2 separate regions of the Homo sapiens genome follow, and region 1 is linked to region 2. Evidence: chromatin contacts called from ENCODE Hi-C or POLR2A ChIA-PET data. All regions are on one chromosome and are shown on one strand. Each heading gives the region's core, a stretch centred on a gene start or an enhancer-like site at or near the end of the contact. The rest is flanking DNA. Distances are from core to core; before and after follow the strand shown. Region 1 has its middle 11 kb from the start of LINC00393. Region 2 overlaps LINC00393 (long intergenic non-protein coding RNA 393).

Region 1 (2,783 bases), core at 188-2,687, 54 kb before region 2:
GGCTCACGCCTGTAATCCCAGCATTTTGGGAGGCCGAGGCGGGCAGATCACCTGAGGTCGGGAGTTCGAGACCAGCCTGACCAACTTGGAGAAACCCTGTCTCTATTAAAAATGCAAAATCAGCCGAGTGTGGTGGCACATGCCTGTAAACCCAGCTACTCCAGAGGCTGAGGCAGGAGAATCGCTTAAAACTGGGAGGCGGAGTTTGCAGTGAGCTGAGATCTTGCCACTGCACTCCAGCCTGGGCAACAAGAGCAAAAGTCTGTCTCAAAAAATAATAATAATTAAGAAAGAAAACACACACTCTCACACACACAACATTTTTTCTTCTAAGAAACATAAAAATATTATTGTAGAGGGAGGCTCAGGATTCAACTAGGCTAATACACCAAGGTTTGGTGCCCCACCCTGTGGCTTACTAACTTTGTTGGTCTTAGGTAAATAAGTCAAGCTTGTTGATTCTCTAGTTCTTTATCTGTAAAATGTGGCTAATGCACAGTAACTACTTCATTGGTCAATAGATCATTTAAATAAAATATGGTACCTACAGTTTGGAGTTCTGCTTATTTCTCTCTCACTTTACTCCCTTTCACCTGGCACATCTGTGCAAAAGTACCCTTTGTGACTCGAATGAAAGCAGAAGGCACCATTTGGGGGTGTTGTTGATGCTTATTTAATCAAAATATCTGCTATTTTTAATCGACAAATTTAACAAAGGAAGTGATATACTGAAAACTCTAAAACACTGACGGAAGAAACTGAATAAAACACAAATGGAAAGATGTTTTGTGTTCATGGATTGGAAGAATTAATATTGTGAAAATGTCCATACTACCCAAAGTGATCTACAGATTCAGTGCAATCCCTATCAAAATTCCAATCAAATTTTTCACATAAGTGGAAAAAACAATCCTAAATTCATATAAAACCATGAGAGACCTTGAATAGCCAAAACAATTCTGATCTTTTATTTGCAATGTGAGAAGCCATTTCTTATGTCAAGATGATAGATTTCTAAAGAAACTATTGAAATAAGTTAATACACTTTTGGCCAGACTTGCTATCTTTTCAGTTTAGATTGGTTCCTGATTTTTACCAATGACCTTTCATTCATCATAAGAGTTGAATAAACCCTGGACTTTCCCAGATTAAAAACACACATAAACCTGGAAGCAGCCACCACAGAATATCACTGTGTAAACATGATAAAATGCAGAAGTAGATCATTTACATTCAATGAGTAACAAGGTATTTGCAGGAATTAACTGTCCTTGACCAGCCCAATTCTGTTCATATGGCTTATGCTTTCACTTTATTGATGCCTATAAATAAACATCTCTTGTCTTAATGTGTCCCGGTTCAGCATTCAGCACACAAAAGGCTATATTTTATAGCTGTGGGCCTCAACTCAACCTCCAGGGAAATTGTGTGATTTCTTTCCTCTTGCTCAGCTTGGCATCTGCTATGGAGGCCTGCATTCCCGAAACTCTCGATTAGAATGAATAATTTGCTGCCTATGAGCCAGTTATCCACAGATTAGCCCTCTGAACCTTCTGTTCCTTTCGGCCATCTTTTTGGGGTTTTCATTACTTTGGAAAGTAGCTATTGTTCTGGGGAAAGAAATGAAACTAATAGCTGTAAAAGCAGAGGTTTGTGTGGGTGGCAGGGAGGGAGTAGGTCTGGAGACAGTTTCTTTCTGTTTTTGCCCCTGGATAATCAGGAGTTAAATATAAAATGCAAAGGCTCCCATGCTTATATTTTTTAAAAGAATTAGATCAGCAAAGATGGCGGTAAACTGTACCTACTTAAACTTTACCAAAGATGGAGGTAAAGTCTAAGTGGAATTTGGAAATACCCTAATAGCTCCTGGTTCCCAGACATGGGGCACTTACACATCCCACATATGGTGCTACTTGCCTGATAAGCATTGTCTCATCTAAGCCTTACATATCTCTGTGAGGAAGACATTACAATGTGGATCTTAGAGGTAACAATATTGAGGTTCAAAGAAGTCGAGCAGCTACCTAGAGACGCACGATGAGTAAGTGGCAAAGCTGAATTGTCTACTCCGAAGACCAGGCTCTTAATCACATTGATGCTATATATAGTCATCCTAGCAATCCAATCTTAGTCAAATCCACATTCTGGCCCCAGTGAAAAATAGCTCAATTTATACAACGTGCTGTTCTTACTCAGTAGTAAATCAGTGGCATTAACTAAGTTTACCTAGCTTTAATTTCCTACATATATGGCATTTTCCAGTTTTATTGGGGTGTTTAAAATTAAAGGAATTCCTTTAAGAACAATTATGAAAGGTTAGATGTTTATTTTTTAAAAAATAGAGATAGGTCTCACAATGTTGCCCAAGTGGGCCTTGAACTCCTGGGTTCAAGGATCCTCCTGCCTCAACCTCCTGATTACCTGGAACTATAGATGTACTTCAGGGCACCAGGCAAGTATTTTTTTTAGAAGCTAGTATATTTATCAGACAGAAGGACAATCAAGAAGTAAAAAACATAATTTCTGTCATAATGCATTTATTCAACAAATACTTATTGAGCACCCATTTTTTTTAAGCAGGCCTTGTTTAGACACAAGAAATGAAATAGTGTATATGACTGACTTACCACACTAAAAAGAAAAAAAAAACTGTAATCCTATGAGGAAGGCAGTTCCTAAGAAATAAAGCAGAATACAACATGAGAACAGCCTTGTATATCACATAAGTAGATGATGGAGGTGATGGGTACTTAATCTAAATTTGGCCAACAGGGGAAAGTATT
Region 2 (2,700 bases), core at 109-2,608:
GAGGCAGGAGAATCGCTTGATCCTGGGAGGCGGAGGTTGCAGTGAGCCAAGATCCGCCACTGAACTTCAGCCTGGGCAACAAGAGCGAAACTCTGTCTCAAAAAAAATAAAAATAAAAAACGATACCTACATAAATGAATGAATGACCAAAGAGGCGCTATGTTCTGCCTCAAGGATTCTGATTAACCTGATTCAGTGCCACTGAGGTCCACTGAGAGGAAAGGGCTGAGCCTGAGGATTGAATGAGGACACTGCTGTCAACCCTTTCATTGTGAAGCCCCCAATGAAAATTAAACCTTGAGTTAGGTTTCAGATAATTTTGTCAGACAGTAAATAAATGTAAACATCATCTGTCAAGTGTCAAAAAACTGCTAGGTGAAACTTTTTTGTTCTTGATTCAATTCTATTAAATGTTGTGGTTCAGAAATGTTCACATGATTATACTAATTTTCAGAATACAGTTTAGATGGAAAAGATTAAAAATAAGCAATCATGAACAAAGGTGGAATCAAGAATAGAAGCTTCAACAACTTTCATCCTAGGCATAACTACAAATGTGAAGTTTCTTGGCTTTTAAGAAATTACTGTTGCAAAACTAAAGAAAAGCCCACTCACTTTTCTTTCTAAATTGAAGCACTAACCAGAGTTACGAGATCATTAAGTCAAGTCTCCACTTAGTTTCATGTGTGCAAAGACAGCTTATATTTAGCCAGGCAACACTACATTAGGAAATCTTTTCCCAAGTAAAGCTAAGTGTGCTGCCCACACAATCATGAATGAGCATCATTGCCAAGGGATAAAAATCTCTCCTGGGCAATGTTATTTAGGCAGCTCTACGACCATGGGGACATGAGAATGGAGCACAGTGGGTATCTTGTAAGATCCTCCTGTAAGGGGATCAATGTTTCTGCAAAGGAAAACATTGAGCATTCTACTTGCACAAGTCCATCGTGGGCACAACAGAGTTTTATTCTTTTTTAACGTCTAAAGGCAGTTTCTGTGTTTGAGATCTCCCATACATCACTCAGTAACTTCAACATAAACTCTGCTTCCTCATGGAAACTTCTCCTCAGGTTACAAAGTACACGAAAACAAGAGGGAGGGAGCGGTTGGGGGGAAATTCCACTCTGTAGTTGGTTCACTTTTATAATTTCAACAACAGTGACATTGATTAGATTTACTCCTATGGGAAAGTTACAGGAGATGGAATTATTGCCCAGTGGTATAGGCTGACTTCCACATCTCTATTTTGGGAATAAATACTCTTTAAGAAATCCTTGAGGTGAATGATTAACACACACCCAGCGCCAAACAACAAGCCAGAAGATTTGCAGAACTGGGCAGTGGAGCTGCGGCGGCACTTCCTGTTCCCTGCTCAGGTTAAAGAGGGGCAGCAGTCCCCTTTGAATCCCAAAATGAATGTCCCCCACAGGGCTCCTGAGCAAATCAGTTCTAGTTGTCTCGGGGTTTCTACTGTAATCGAAAGAGAAATAATGCTTTACTATTTGCCCAGATTTGTCTGTGATTTTTAAAAGGGCAATTTTAATCCAAAGAAGTTTTTCCAGCATATTTAATCAAAATGGGGGCAAGTTGGATAGAAAAGCCTGGAAAGACCACATCTTTTAGAATGTTACTGTGTGAGTTGCCTTATGAAATATTTTCTTTAACAAAATGTTGTTCAGAAAAAGAACGTAAGTCAAGTTAGACTAAGCTGAACCTAGAAAAAACGTAGACACAATGATGCCCATTTAAAAGCAATATTAAAAAAAATTAAACAATCTAGAAGATCCTCTTGCAGACTTGATGCATAGCCATAATAATAGGCATCTTTCCAGTGTCATGAAAGAGGAACGTGCTGCACCCTATAGGCTTTGGAGACAGACAGCTGGAGTTAGAAACAGCTCTATAATGCTCGGTGTGTGATCTTGGGTAGGTATTTAGTGTCTTGAGGCATCTGTTTCTTCATCTGTAAAATGAAGACAACAGAAGCACCTCCCACCTGGGAATATTGACAGTATTGAATGAGATGATGTCGTAAAACAATACGGTGCCTGGTATATAGGAGGAGATAAATACATATTAACTATTATTATTCAAAGATATTGGAAACAAGCCTATTGAGAATGTTATTGACTGTCTAACAGAAATATGAAATGTAATTAACTTTGTGAGGATATACGTATATATGTATATATCCAGAGATGTTGTGTGCACTTAGGAATCAGCTGATCTGGACATGTCTGCAGGATAACAGAGGTGAGTCCTTTAAGGTTGAGTGAAGGATCAAGGGGAATCCTATGAAAAGACTCATCCTAAGTGCCAGAGTATGACTTGAGGACACAGGTCCAGGGTTGGAGAGGGAGAAGGGATTGTGAGAACCACACCATGTCTGCCACTTGGATATTTGGCTTAGCTCCTAAGAAGTCCTTGCCCAAAAGGCATGGTGTGGGAATGTAAATAACAGAAGAAAAAAAAGAAAGAAAGTGGGGGAAATTCACTAAAATTTGCCTGGATATTAAGAGTGCAAAGTGGCAGCTCTGTTCTAGCAGCATTGGCAAGGGTGAAAGACTTTGCTGGGAGCTCTGCAACATGGAGCCAGCCTTCCAGACAAATTAGTGCCCTGTACATTAGTAGCTTTGGGACAGTCATTTTGGGCAGCAGCAGCTGCGGTGTGGGCATAATCAGCAGGCAGCGGTGAGG

The links. A loop is a pair of places that touch in the nucleus more often than their neighbours do. ChIA-PET counts read pairs that join two places held with the same protein, here RNA polymerase II (POLR2A). Pooled maps may share reads with other maps.
Region 1: a pooled map shows a loop between it and region 2 (3-fold over the local background). The contact joins two enhancer-like sites. A Hi-C loop is called at or near these places in 3 of 168 maps with a recorded cell type or tissue (Calu3, PC-3 and naive thymus-derived CD4-positive, alpha-beta T cell) and 1 of 50 pooled maps. POLR2A ChIA-PET finds 5 or more read pairs at or near these places in 2 of 52 experiments (B cell and naive thymus-derived CD8-positive, alpha-beta T cell).

Annotation. Positions count from the first base shown.
Region 1 is chr13:73,671,230-73,674,012 of GRCh38, reverse strand. No RefSeq gene overlaps it. Among named protein-coding and RNA genes, the nearest start is that of LINC00393, 11 kb to the right of the region's middle. Within about 2 kb of position 1,437, at least 3 of the 41 ENCODE cell types and tissues checked have a DNase peak (open chromatin) inside an H3K27ac peak, as active enhancers do.
Region 2 is chr13:73,617,114-73,619,813 of GRCh38, reverse strand. The region is part of intron 2 of LINC00393 (long intergenic non-protein coding RNA 393); the gene reads left to right. The region is part of intron 6 of LOC105370256 (a long non-coding RNA gene); the gene reads right to left. Among named protein-coding and RNA genes, the nearest start is that of LINC00393, 43 kb to the left of the region's middle. Within about 2 kb of position 1,358, at least 3 of the 41 ENCODE cell types and tissues checked have a DNase peak (open chromatin) inside an H3K27ac peak, as active enhancers do.